Linked DNA regions of Mus musculus: region 1 is linked to region 2. Evidence: chromatin contacts called from ENCODE Hi-C or POLR2A ChIA-PET data. All regions are on one chromosome and are shown on one strand. Each heading gives the region's core, a stretch centred on a gene start or an enhancer-like site at or near the end of the contact. The rest is flanking DNA. Distances are from core to core; before and after follow the strand shown. Region 1 has its middle 11 kb from the start of Inf2. Region 2 holds the start of Adssl1 (adenylosuccinate synthetase like 1).

Region 1 (7,469 bases), core at 1,445-3,944, 43 kb before region 2:
GGCTCGGTTACGGCCCTGGATCTCTCTCTCTCTGCAGGCTTCCATGCCTTGGGGTTGTGTGCTGCTGTTTCCTATGTACCGCTCCATTTACATACTTAATAAACCCTCGAGCTTAGCTTCCCTGCACCTTGCCCTGAAGTTCTGTGCTGAAGCCAAGGATCTATCGCCTCCTGTGTGGGTGTCCCTCAGGGGACAGAGCTGTTGGTGGCTGTGTGGGGCTGTCTCCTGGCTGCTGTTGACAGAGCCCATGTCTCTGTTTCTGGTAAGATGTGTATCTGGAATCCTGCAGTTCCCTCCACTTAAATGCAAATGAGCTGTGACCCGACGTTTTCTTCCCACGCACACCGCATTTCTGCAGTTTCTCTGTGTCCATTGCGTGCAGTCCTCTACTCTCTCAGGAATAAGGTTTGGCAGTTTACCTACTGTTATTTCTTACCGGACTGAGCAGATGTTAAAAGAACCTTTAGAACTTCTTTGTTAATGCTTTCCATACTCACAAGTGTTTCCAATCAATCAGGTATTTTATTTTATTTTATTTTATTTTATTTTTGTTTGTTTGTTTGTTTGTTTTTGAGACAGAGTCTCTTTACTATATACTCCTGGCTATCCTGGAACTCACTCTTTAGACAAGGCTGCCCTCAGACTCACAGAGATCCACCTGCCTCTGCCTCCCAATTGCTGAGATTAAAGGCGTTCACCACCACACCCAGCTTGGTTTTTTTCTAAATACTAAAGCTGGAAGGTAAAGAGATGGCTCAGTGGTTAAGAATGTTAGCCGTTCTTCCAGAGGACCCAGATTTGATTCCCAGCACTGCATGGCAGCTCACAACTGTCTGTAACCTCAATCCAGGGGATCCAATGTCGACTCCTGGCCTCCATGGGCACCGGACATACATGTGGTGTACAGATACACACACAGTAAAACAATCATACACATAAAAAAAAAACTAACAATAAATTAAAAATAAATAAATAAAGCTATTCTTTTGTGTTCCTGGCTTGCTCGTCATTAGCTGAGTAGCTTTGAGCAAATGCATTTAGGGACTGGAGAGATGGCTCAGTGGTTAAGGTACCGGCTGCTCTTAATGTAGATGTAGAGTCTACATGACTGACTGGAGTCTACATGATGTAGGATCTCTGTGAGTTTGAAGTCAGCCTGATCTGCATACCAACTTCCAAGACAGTGAGACCTCGAAGAAGAGGAAGGAGGAGAAGAAGGGGAAGAAGAAGGGGAGGGGGAGGGGGAGGAGGAGGAGGAGGAGGAGGAGGAGGCCAATGAAGTACTTTACTGATAGAACTATCAGGAAGGCAGACAGCTACAATATGAGGCAACCTTTGTTAAAGGTTTCAAAGGCTCTCTGATGGCATGCTTAACTTTCAGGTTGGTGGCTGTTAATATATTCCAAAAGTTTTTCCTGGTAGTCACAAGGGTTTTAGGCAAGATATAGAGGTGGGCAATAAAAGGCTACTGAGGGAAATAAAGATAGCCCAAGATAATTTGCTTGTGGAACAGCACATTCCAGTTTTCTGCAATCCTGAAGTTCCAGCCAGTCACCCCTGTGTCAACTTCAACACCGACGTTATCTGGCAGCTTCGGTTCATAATATGAAGCCCAAGTCGGCTTCCAGCTCATGCCAGTGCCAGGACCTCAGCCTCCCATGTGCTGGGATTATACCAGCTCCACGCTCCTGGCTTAGATTGATCTTAACCACTAACTGTAAGAACGATTTTTACGCAGACAAGGCTGTGTTTATGGTTGCAGGTGTGCTAGAGGAGGAAGAGCCAGAAGAACACCTTGCCCCACTCTCAAGATTACAGTCAGAAAGACCCTGCCCTTTCCACTCTGTGGAAAGACCTGTCTGTACCCCCACAGGATGGGGCTCCAGTCTGCAGAGACAGAGGCATTGTCTGGCCCCAGGGACTTTGAGACAAGCGGACCTTTAAGGAAGGAGGATGGCTGGTGTTTCAGGGGAGGGTGACACACTGAATGTATTGAGGTCAGGAGGATCATGGAGATTCTAGACACCTTGGGCAAGAGAGAACCCCCGGGGCAGTCCCCAGAATCCCTTAGGTAGAATCCTGGGATTTCCCTGCACAGAATCAGGAGCCCTGCCTCTTGGCTTAGGTTGGGGTGAGATATAGGAGCCAGATGGGGAGCTTCAGTGGGGAAAACATCTTATCCTGCAGCTAGAGAGCTTCCTGGCTCTCCCAGATCCTCCCCTTCTCCCCCGCCCTCTGCCTTCTCTTCCTGGGGAGACAGCTGGTGGAAACTCCTCTTCCTTCATTTTCCGGAGGGAGCGTGACTCAGCCAGGCAGTTTCTCCTCAGCCCCCAGACCAGCCTGTCTCCACCCCCACGCCCTCCCCCAGCTGGCTCTCTTCCCTCGGGGCTCCCCAGAACTGGCCCCTCAACAATTCTATGCGTGAAGCCCCCTGACAGTCCCTTCCAGGACCTCAGCCTGGGAGGGAGAGGGCACCTGAGCAGCCACCTAGGGAGCCTCCAGCCCTCCTGTTGGGTTCCTTGAAGTGTGCAGTGGAGCCTCAGATGACCACCCTGCTCCAGAGCTGAGTAAAAAAGAGCAGTTAGGCAGGCAAGGCTCAGGGAGGAGGAGGAGGTTCCTGAAAGCACAAGGACACTGGAAAACACTGGGAGTGTAAAACCCCGGGAGTGTTCAGAAGCAGGAGGTGTGGCCAGTGTGGAATGCTGAGGGGAGAGGCAGACCAGGCCTTGATCCCAGCCGGGAACTGAGAACCTTCCTCACCCTTCATCCCACCCACAAAGTCCTAGAAAACAGCTGCAGAAACCGGCCTGTGGTCAAGTCCCTTCCCTAGACACAGAGCTGGAGGTGGCAGGAGCCCAGCCTCAGGTACCCAGCCCAGGTACCCAACCCAGGTACCCAGCCCAACTTTGTGAAGTCTACCTGTGGCAGGCCTGTGCCAAGGCCCTGCCCAGAGGCCCTGATAAGAGGCCTTCCGCCTGGAAGCACTTAGAAGCCCAGTTGGATCTAGGTTGCCACCCTGGTTTTGAGCTGTGGCCCCTTCTCATGCCACGTGCCCAAGGAAGTTCCCCCAACAGCTACACTTGAGGCTTGTATTCAGCTGGGCACACTCAAGTCATATCAACTTCAAAGTCTCCTCCCTGACAGCCATACCAGCCTCAGTTTCCCCATTTGTAGTCAGGAATAATAAGCTGCCCTGCTGTCCTGACTGCTGAGAGGACCTGATGTCTGTGCCACCAAAGCCCTGTTCAGTGATAAGCAGATGTGGATCTACCTTTGAGCCAGCCCAGCTACCGAGTTCACCTCTCCATGGAGAGCTGGCCACATCTGCTGGGCAGAGCCACTCCTGAGACCCAGTGCCTGCTACTGCAAGCTGAAGACCTGCTACAAGCAGGGCAGGAGGAGGGAGTCCCCACTCCTGCTCTGGACTTGAGCAGTTAGCCCATGGCTGGGTAAATGAGAATGGACTACAAAGCCAGGTGTGCTGTGTCTTCTGGGTCTGTCTTTTCAGAACCAGGCCTGACAAGGGCTGCAGGGGAGTAAGTCACTCCCAGGGACCTCAGCCATTCTGAACATGCTCCCAGGGTCATAGGCTGAGCAGAGAGAGCTGGGACCCTGAGGGAAGACAACATAGGAGATAACACTGCAACCCTTAGCTCAGTGAGCTGACCACAGTGCCTGCCCCTAGCATGCCCAGAGTTCCCTTCAAGCTTAGTGGGCCCATGCTCCCTTTATTACACCAGTTGGGAATCAGACACACACACACACACACACACACACACACACACACACACACACACACACACACATACACACATACACATGCCCGCCATTCCCCCTCCAGTTGTGCTAACACACACACACACACACACACACACACACACACACACACACACACACCCGCCATTCCCCCTCCAGTTGTGCTAAGATTCAAGCTTGCTCACACCTAGCGATCTGCTATTTCTCAGCTGCCCAGCCCTGCTTTCTGCCTGTCTGTCTGTCCGTCTTCAGCCTCTCACCAGCAGGCCATCACACAGGGCCTTTCCCCTGCTTTTGGGATGAATCCCCCTTTCCCACTGATTCAGCCCTTGGCTTGTGCCTTCCCTGAGCCACATCTGAAAGTTCCAACCACCCCAACCACTAGACTTCAGCCACGTCCTTGGCTGGGCTCCTGATCACTTCTCCTGTCTCTACTTGGTCTAGGCATCTTGCCCATTCTCCTTGCCACAGCTGGGCAGAGCCTGCAGGACTTGACACATATCTCCAGGTGGCTCCCCAGCAGCCTCTGGAGGCTAGAAGCTGACTTTCTATCATCCTGACCCACGGCCTAAGAGACCATAGCTCCCAGCATCGTAGGTACCTGCCTGGGGCCAAGTATCTTGTCAGGAACAGAGAGAAGGCCTAGACCTTTGGGCACACAAACAACAGAGCACTTCCTGCCTCTGAGAATCCCCTAGGCCAAGCTCTGGGGAAGGAGCTTTTGCAGCCCAGCACACAGTGGTGTCTCAGTGGTCAGTTGGTGCCTGCCCTCCCCAACTCCATGATCCAGTGAGCCACAAGTATGGCTGCAACAACAGGGAGGGGAGGTGGGAGATGACTCAACCCTGAGTCATCAACTTCCAGAAAAGGAGACAGCCATCCACTCACCAACACATGAAGGGCCATCAACTCAGCTGAGTTGGTGCAGTATGCACTTGTGTGTCCTGTCCCTGTCCCTGTCCCTCCCCCGCCCCTCAACTGTATGGGGCTGGACAGACCAGACGCAAGCCCAAGAAGCAAAGCAAAGGACAGTGAGGAGGGGTAACTGCATCGAAGGCTTACTCCTTGGCCTCACTGACTACAGACCACCCAGCAGGCCTCCTGCCAAGGACACTCAACAATGCTTGAGACAGGAAAGAGGAGACATGAAAAGGGAAAGGGCCCCTGGCTTAAATTCTGATCCTCACCATTTATGGTCTAGCACACAGGAATTTTGATATAATTGAGCAGTCCACCTACAACAGACCAGCCCTGTCCTTTGAGAAACATTACAGATCATTAAGGTGGCCAAGGAACTAGTCCTCGAGTCCAGCCTCCTCCTGTCCTGCTAAGCAGGGTCTCTTTCACCAAGGTTTTGTCTCTCCTGGCACCCCCTCCTCCCGTCTCAAGAAGATCTCCTTAAGGGCAGAATTCTGTGCAGAGGAAAGGACCAGAGCCTTCAGGGTGGCTCTGTAGGGAAGGCCACTTGCTGCCCAGACTGATGCCCGGAGCTCAGTCCTAAGGACCCTGATGGAAGGGGACAGCTCACTCCCACAAGTTAGCCTCTGGCCTCTGCACGTGCACTGTGGCATGTATGCTCAGAGAAGTGCATGTGCGTGCAAGCAGACACACAAACAAATGAGTGTGAAGACATTTTCTTTTCATTAAAAAAGAGGGACGGTGACGCTGGCTCAGCAGTTGGGAATGTGAGTGTTGTTCTTCCTGAGGATTGGTTAGCTCAGATCCTAGAGCTAACAATGGGGGGGGGGTGGCTCACAGTGGGCTGTAACTGTAGCTCCAGGGAGCCATGCTTCTGACTTCTGCAGGCACATGCACATCCTACCCTGCCTCCCCATATATAACCAAAATAACTAAAGTATTTTTTAAAGATAGACCAGTGCATGTATTCCCAAACATGTAAACTTAGTTGCAGATAACGAAGTTCGGAGCCCTGGATCCCAGGGGTGGTCACTGAGGCGCATGGAAGCCATCCTCTCCTTACTTCTGCATTTGGCTCTCTTTAAGTACCTCTTGTCTTTCTGCTTTGAAAAATAATTTTACTAGCTTTGTTTTGCTTTGACTCATCCTGAAATTATTTTCTGAGGCAGAGGCCAAGGAGCAGGGTGCCTCTGACTGGAGCTGCTGGCTCTGGGGGCGCAGGCTCTGCCGGCAACACTAGCTCATTTCCTGATACCAATGTTACACTGACTCGCTGGGCAAACTCCTGGAACCAGACACTGGAGGGGGCAAATGATACAAACACCCACTAGAGATGGGAAGGGAAGATGGGTGTCGTTGTCCCCACCGAAGAAAATGGAGCTTGTGAGGACGACCGAAAGGGCCGGCCTGCTCTTCACACCCTTTTCCAGCATGGACTTTGTGAGCATCGATCTGTCGGACAGATAAGTGCTAACATGCAAAGTGTGCAGAGGAAGAGCCTCTGGGAGGACTTATCCCACAGAGCTTGGCATAGCTTTCCCTAGTTCCCAGACAGCAGACCGGGCTCCGGCTCCATCACAACTGGGGGTCTGGTGCTTGTGGGAAGGGGTATACCCAAGAACGACTCACTGCGGAAGGGTTCAGTATAGCATCCAGAACCTGGCCCACCTCACCCCTGGGACCCTGGGGACTCAGCACAGAGATGTCCTGAAGCCTGGTGAGTAGCACCAGGCCAGCAACTGTCCCTTATTATCCTGACATCACAGGTAATGAATGAGAATTTGAAATCTATTTCATTTGCAAATAAGGCCAAGGTAATAAAGCATCAGTGGACAGACAGAAGTGAGATACCAGCTGGAGAGGCAGCAAGCAGGTTGCAAGCCGAGGGAGGGAGCAACAGATGTGTGCAGGCCCAGGAGAGAGATGGGAGAGCTGCATCCCGGGTAGATTGCTAGCTGGCAATAACATAAGGGGTGGTCCTCCAATTCAAGGTGGAAAACGTTGTCCCTGCCTGGAGAACTAAGATACAAAGGACCCTTTCCCCTGAAAGCAAAGCTCAGAAGTGACTGGGGCAAAGCAGGAGCAAGCCATGTGTTACCTGGGATAAGCAGGTGGGTTCAGTGCATGGTGTCCTGAGGCAGGGGCTAGAGGTGCCCGGGTGTCAGGCAGGTAAGGAAAGGTCACATGCCAGCGTTCACCCATAAACAGGGCAGTGGGTCCCATCAGGCTGGGAAGTAAACTGGATGAGAACAGTCATAGCTTCCTGTCTAGAAGTAAGGCAGGAGGGCTGACATTGTGTAAGAACTAGATGTTCTAAACTCACTTAATTCAGACTGTGTGTTGTGCAACCACCCCAATCCCCAGGAGTGTGGGTTGGGGAGAAGTTAGAGTGGCTGTTGGGCAGCACCCTAACACAGGGGTACTAGCGGCCAGCACCCTAACACAGGGACACTAGAGGCCATGCAACAGCACCCTTGGTGCTCCCTGGGAACCCTGGCATCAAGAATGAAGAGGAAGTCAGCAAGCACTGGGGTTATCTGGGAGTCGATGCACTTTGTTTAGATGTGGGGGTCTATCTGGGAGTGGCTCAGCACCCAGAAGGAAAGTAGTTGGTACAGTGTTCAGGGCCAGACCAGGAAGGGTGTTTGGCCTGCATGTGTGTATAGCACATTCATGCCCAGAGCTTGTGGAGGCCAGGGCCTTTGGAGCTGGAGTTAACGATGGTGTGAACCAGCATGTACGTGCTGAGAACTAAACCCCCGTCCTCTGCAAAAGCAACAAGTATTCTTACTCAC
Region 2 (6,820 bases), core at 3,843-6,342:
TGTGTTGCCTGGAGAGGCTCTTCGGGGCCAGGCTGGGACTGGGCCCCCGAGAAACCCAAACTCCGTGCCTTACCCAGCCAGGATCCTTGGGAGCCTTGGGCATTGATGCTGGGACCTGGCCTGGCACCCTGGGCCACCTGCACGCTCTTAGCCCCTGCTTTTGCAAACCACTCCCACCCCCTATCGCATGCACCACAGGGGTGGACGGGAGCCTCCTGCCTGGCTCTAGGGAGATGGATCACAGACACCTGCACTGGGGCTGAAACATCCCCTCTCCCCCAACCCCCATGGCTCAGTTGATTTTTAGCTGAGTGCTGTTTTCTGCATCTTTATTCTGCTATGGCTGAGTTGAGGTTAGTGAGGGACTGAGGGAATGCTCGTTGGAAGTGCTGTGGGTAGGACCTGGCAGGTAGGCTCTAGGGAACAAATAAACAAAAAGTTCATGTGCACAATGAGTGGTGACCAGACCACTGCAGCTGTCATCTCCCTTGGTGTGTGCCCAGTGGGGAACAAGCTGCCCCTGCTCAGCCCCTCTCATGTGTGCACTGTTGAGTCTGCAGGCCAGCAGGGATTTTAACCAATAAAGAGCAACCTTGTCTGTCATGAGTGTGGTATTTAGACCATTAGAATAGGAAGTAACACTGGGAGGGCGATCTGAGTCCTCTTCTCTTCCCCTGTGGCACTGGGGTGATGGGACTTAGTGGAGCCAAGTGAGTGGGGAAAAGGCTAGGTGGGAGTGCGTGGTGGGAAGATTGATGGGTGAACCAGGGGAGGGGTGGCAAAGGAGCAGGAGAGGAAGCCCAAAGGGCGGGACCTGGACCCATGCATGCTACTGCCCAGCCTGAGTGGTCTCTTGGGTCTGCAGATGCATTCTCCCCTGCTCACACCACCAGCAGATAGGATGAGGCCATGTCCTGATGGTCGTCTTCAGCAGACTGTCGCCTGCCACCAGAAGAGGGTAAAGTGGGTGGTAAGCTAGATGGGGTGCAGCAGTATCACACGGGAGCTTTCAAATACCTGAGTGGATGTACAGGCTGCGTGGGGGTGAGGCCTGAAGCCAGGTAATTCCTCGGGCGACAGTGGATTTGCAGGCCGGGTTCCTCAGAGGCAGTTGGTAAAGGCAGGAGAGTCTTATACACCAGGCTCTTGCAAGTGGGGATCCCAGCTCAAGAGAGAAGTAGGGGCCTAGGGCAGGGAGGCAATGTTGGGGCTCATGTTGCCACCCGTGCTCAGGCGCCTCCTGTCCTGCCCCAGAACCCTGAAAACTGCTGTCTGTCTGCCCTTCAGCCTTTAGCCAGGGTAGTATCCCTAAATACTATCCAGGGACCCTGTCCCCAGACTCCCAGGAAGTCCAGTGTCTTAGGGTTTTTATTCCTGCACAAATACCGTGACCAAGGAGCAAGTTGGGGAGGAAAGGGTTTATTCAGCTTACACTTCCACGTTGCTGTTCATCACCAAAGGAAGTCAGGACTGGAACACAAGCAGGTCAGGGAGCAGGAGCTGATGCAGAGGCCATGGAGGGATGTTACTTACTGGCTTGCTTCCCCTGGCTTGCTCAGCCTGCTCTCTTATAGAACCTAGGACTGCCAGCCCAGGGATGGCACCACCCACAATGGGCCCTCCTCCTCTTGATCACTAATTGAGAAAACGCCTTACAGTTGGATCTCACAGAGGCATTTCCTCAAGGGAGGCTCCTTTCTCTGTGATAACTCCAGCTTGTGTCAAGTTGACACACAAAACCAGCCAGTACATGCAGTCACTCCTGGGCCTGGGATCAGTGCTGGCCTCGGCTTACTTCTCAGTCAGTCAGCCGCAGCCTCCTTTCTCTGTGTAAACAGAGACTCAGCCACTCCCCAAGCATCTGCCGACGACGGTTCTCAAGCCCTGGGGAGGTGGTGGTGGGAAGGAGATGGGAACTAAGACCAGACAGGGGCAAGTGGCAGATGGCTCCACACTGTCATGGTGTGATGGCTAATTTGCATTGTGGGAACCTCACCCCGCACTCTGCAAACCTCTTCTGCCAGTCAAATGGCCGTGTGATGGCCAGCAACTATGATCAAAAAGGCTAAAGAGATGGCTCAGCGGTTCAGCACACCGGTTGCTCTTGCAGAGGACCCAGGTTGTATTCCCAGCACCCACATGGCAGATGGCAGCCATGCATAACTCCAGTCCTAAGGAGCCTGATGTCTTCTTCTGGCTTCTGTGAGCAACAAGAATGCATGCAGTCAAAACACGCATACACACACAAAAAAATTTCAAATTCATGATCCAGGTTTTCCACTACCGAAGAATCCCCTCGTACTCACAAGCATCTACTGTTCTGGCCCTAGCCCCACCATCTGGCTTTCTCTGGGTTTGCCCGTTCCAAGCATGCCATATAAATAGAGGTATTGAAACTGTGGCTGGCTGCTTCCGGTTGTTCTTGAGAGCCGTGGGGCAGCACTTCGCAGCTCACGGCTGAGTCACAGTGTGTCACCGGCTGGAGTGAGTTCCTTTTTCCCATTCAACAGCTTCTGTGTGGGGGACTCCATCTGAGGGTGTGTGAATGGTGCTAAGGGCGGGATAGGCCTGGTGTGAACCATTTATATCTCTGCCGTACACACCTAACCTGGGCTGCAGGCTGGGAGTAACTATAACTTTTTAAAAGACTTTCCCAAAGCTGCTACCTTATTCCCACCAGGGATACTTTTAATTTTTTTTAACTACTGGTGCGGGAGTGTGTTTGCCACCGCATTCATGTGGGGATCAGAGGACAACTTCTGAGAATTGTCCTCTCCTTCTGTGTGGACCCAGTGGAAGGGTGGCAAGTGCCTTTTACTATAAACAGTCTTGCTGGTTCCTTGGGCGATTGCTTCTGCAGCCTAGCTCTGTCAGCTCCATCTTCACACTCTGGAGTTCCCAGGTATTGAGTTGTGAACGGTCTGCACCTGGGGTGGAATGCCTACCTATCTCATCAGGCAAACCTGCAAGGTCAGCACTTCACCTGCCTGGGGAGGACGGAGAGCACTGCCTCCCCAGCCTTCCTCCCCATTGCTTTCTGGAAGTCGGCCTCGTGGCTAACAGACCTGGGAAAACCCAGCCCAGTGGCAGCTATGAAGCCCCTGGAACCTCCTTGCAAAGGCTCATGGGTGCCAGATCATGTGCATTGTCTGTGTGGCGGTGTCTCTTGATAACCCAGAGGGAACCATAGGTGGCGCTGTGCCTGCGTGCCCTCCCTCTAAGCCTATGCAAAGCTTAGCAGAAGTCACTTGTCTGAGGTCACACAGCTGCAAAGCCAGACTCCCCCCAAACTTAGCAGCTGCTACACTGCCCACCATCCCGGGCTGGGCTCACTGAGGGGGTGGGGGTGCTAATTCCGGCTGAGCCTTGTGACTGGCAGGGTCCCAGCTGTTGAGCCTGAGTGAAGCTGTTTTTAGAAAAGCCCTCCCCGTTCTATGTGGGCCCTTGGCTATTTATAGTCTCAGGCTTAGAAGCCTCAGTGCCCAGGACCCGTCTAAGCCCCCATAGTAGGTCCCTCTGAACCCTAAATACCTCTCACCAAGAACCCCTGGTTCCCCCCAGGAAAGGGAGCCAGGATTCCTTTCAGGCTTGCAGCAACACCTCCCAAGGGGACAAGGGCAAGCATTAAAGTGACCTGACCAAAGTGACATTCAACACTGGCATTCTTAAAGCATAATCTTTCTCACCTGGAGAAAAAGTTCATTGACCTGTGTAACATTCTGCCAGCCTCTCTCCTCCCTCAGTCCTCAGAAGCTGCTGTGCCCCCTACCCTTCCTCCTGTGACAACCCCCCCCATATTCTCCTGTTTACCCCTTGTCTCCGTTCCTGCATCAGCCTTCTCTGCCTGCTTTGCCTTCTGAGCACACCTTCCTGAAAGACCTTATCAGGGATTTCTGCCTGTCCCAGCCACTGCTCAGGAGATCTTGGCCTGAACCACTAACTCTAGATGCCACGTCTACTCGCTTGCCCCCTCCCCACTGTGGCACTGAGTGAGGTAGAGAAGGATATTGTAATCTGCACACAAAGACTGTAAGGCTCTTCTAAGAAGTAGTGTCCAGATCCGAGGCCCTGACTGCTTCAGCCATAGCAACTGAAGAGAGTGTCTATGTCCCTATGTGAAACAGAAGACACAGACCACCATGACCTGCACAGCCAGGGAGGGTAGCAGCAGTGTGGCTGAGGCTGACTGGGAATAGCCTCTCTTCCCCAAGCTGGGGGAGGGGGGGTGTCAGTCCCCCAGAGGGTGTGTCTAGTCTCACTGGTCTTGTGACAGTCCTGCGAACTGCCCCCAGGACAACTAGGAGCCTGACTGCTCTGTGAACCTGTCCCAGGGGTCAGTTAGCACACCCTGGAAGGACACGCACCAGTGGGGGGCTGGGGGGAGCATGCCACACAGGCCTCCCAGCCTCAGGACTTTCCCTTGTCCCTGTTTCCAGTCTGGACTGAGTGGCAGAAACCATCGACCCCGAGGTCTCTTGGAAAGTTGAATCCTCCTCTGCTCCTGTGTCCCTCAAGTTGCTCTGACCCCGAGCGGATGTGGGTACTTCATCTTACACTTGGCGCTGGGCTAGTAGCTAGCTACAGCCACCCAAGAGCTGCATATCCTGGGCCAGCAGGGGTGACTATGTGGCCTGGTGGAGAGAGATCGTCTTAGTTAAGGTGACTTTCTGGGCGGCTCTCAGGAGAACCGTTCCTGGTCCTGGACTCGAGGTTCAAGACGGGAAAACAGGTGATCCCGCAGGCAGATCCTCCAGATTAACGGCAAAGAAACATCTGTGGTTCTGCTTTTGTTAACCGCTCTCTTGCCCCGGAAAAAGCAGCCTCCTCCGCTGTTTGTGCAACCCCAAACCCTAGTCCTAGCAGGCCAGTGGGCAGGGGTAGAGTCCGGGTCGTGCAGCACTGGCACCTCTCACGTCCTAGGGTGTTCTGAGTCATCTGCTTGCCCAAGTCGTGTCGGGGCGTCTAGCACCCTAAGTGCGCGCCATCTGCAGCGACAGCGGCAGGGACAGGGAGCTGTGGCCGCAGGTCACCGAGGTGCGTCACCGCGTGCGCAGGACCCGCCCCCGGCCCGCCCCCCTCTCTAGGCGTCCGCATTTAATGGAGCGAGAGCTCTGGCGGCGGCGGGCTCTCGCTTGGCCCAGAGCAGCAGAGGAGCTAAGCCAGCATGTCCGGGACCCGAGCCTCCAACGACCGGCCCCCCGGCACAGGCGGAGTCAAGAGGGGGCGGCTGCAGCAGGAGGCGGCGGCGACAGGCTCCCGCGTGACCGTGGTGCTGGGCGCGCAGTGGGGGGACGAGGGCAAAGGCAAGGTGGTGGACCTGCTGGCCACGGACGCCGACATCGTCAGTCGCTGCCAGGTGCGGGCCAGGCGCCGAGTCCCTCCCTAACCTGCCCAGCGAGCCTCTCCCCTTCCCCGGGATCCGGACGAACCCCTTCCTCCTGTGCCCTGAGTGGGTCACAGCCTTTTGGATTCCTCCCTCCCAGGAGTACCTTCCCCACTGCCTAAGTCCTCCTTCCCACACACACCCTCTCACACAAAGCTCTTGGCCTCCCACCACCCACCCACCTCCTCCCCAGGGCAATGGCAGGAGCCCGAGCTAAAAATATAAGTCGCTGAGTTGAGGACATGGGATCCTCAGGGGTAGGGCGTTCCAGGGCGGTGATGGTGGGCCCTCCAGTGGGGAAAGCCCCAACGGGGTGGGTCGAGGTACCCTAAGATGCAGCAAAGGGTGAGAGCTGCTTTCTGAGAAGGGGGGTGTCCTCGGCGAGTCAGCCAGGCAGAGACAGGATGAAGATAGGTTTCTAACCTAGAGGAACGCAGGGTCAGGAGCCTAAAGCAGAGTTCAAAGGGGTCTGGCTGACATGGAGAAAGGAGGAGTCACAGATTTCCCGGGCAGGGTGTGACCCGGTGGCTGGTAGTGCTCAGAGAAGGCCAGAGACAGTCTTTGTGCCCTTGGCCAGCTGCAAAGTGCTCTGAGCACCCACATTTGTTCTGACTGACTCTGGACAGCGGGTGGGTACTCTCCTAGGGCTAGCTGCCTGCTCTCCTTAAGTCTCTGTGGTGTTGAGCTGCAGCTAACAGCCACACTGCCTCTGCGGTGCCATCCTCAGCACAGAGGGCTCGGTTTGAGGGAAGATACTCTGTGATACTGGGTTTGGAGCCACACTTATGGCTGCTGACCCAAATGAAGGTGGGAACACCTGCTGGAGTTCTGTCTCCCTGGTTCTGTGGCTTTCTTGCTGAGTTCCCGAGGACTCCTAGGAGGCCTCCGGAGGCATAGCTTGGTTCCCTGGGCCACATTTGCCCAGCTGGGGATGAGGATTTCTGGAAACTCTCTTAAGAATGAGGAGCTACCCTGCTCTCTCACCCTGTTCACCCCTCTCCCTTGAAGTCTCTAGGTCCTAAGGACAGACCTTGGGCCTCCTAAGCCCTACACCTTGCATGCATTGTCCAGCTATGTGTATGTAACTGGGATTTACTCCCAGCGGTCTGGAGTCCTGCTCTCCAGCGACCCAGCACCAAAGCCCCCACCCTTCCTCAGAGCCGTTTGCTCCTGTGGCGCCTACAGTCTTTCCACACAACTTGCTGGGTTTGGTCAGCACTGTCAGGGGTGAGCCTCGATGGTCCCAGGCTCCGTCTCCTTCTGCGGACACAGTTCTGGGTGAAGATGAGCTATCCCTGCTCTATGCCCAAGTCACCATGACAGATCCAGATCCCCATTTCTTGACAGGACATTCAAGGATCAGCACAGGGTCACAGTCACCCACTCAGAGGGGCTATCTCTCCCACCACCTGACCTCCCCAGCAGACCCAAACAGGT

What was found. Hi-C counts contacts between places; a loop is a spot of excess contacts on that map. ChIA-PET counts read pairs that join two places held with the same protein, here RNA polymerase II (POLR2A).
Region 1: a loop to region 2 is called in a map of left cerebral cortex, with 9 times the contacts of the local background. The contact joins the enhancer-like site here to the promoter of Adssl1 in region 2. A Hi-C loop is called at or near these places in 3 of 37 maps with a recorded cell type or tissue (left cerebral cortex and v-Abl transformed pro-B cells). POLR2A ChIA-PET finds 5 or more read pairs at or near these places in 3 of 5 experiments (Patski and embryonic stem cell).

Annotation. Positions count from the first base shown.
Region 1 is chr12:112,574,282-112,581,750 of GRCm38, forward strand. No RefSeq gene overlaps it. Among named protein-coding and RNA genes, the nearest start is that of Inf2, 11 kb to the right of the region's middle. Within about 2 kb of position 2,695, at least 2 of the 3 ENCODE cell types and tissues checked have a DNase peak (open chromatin) inside an H3K27ac peak, as active enhancers do; they include left cerebral cortex, where a contact is called at or near this core.
Region 2 is chr12:112,614,955-112,621,774 of GRCm38, forward strand. It overlaps Adssl1 (adenylosuccinate synthetase like 1), which reads left to right and starts at 5,093. Exons shown (of 13, transcript NM_007421.2): 1 at 5,093-5,356. The coding sequence starts at 5,165. It overlaps Inf2 (inverted formin, FH2 and WH2 domain containing), which reads left to right. Exons shown (of 23, transcript NM_198411.2): 23 at 1-603.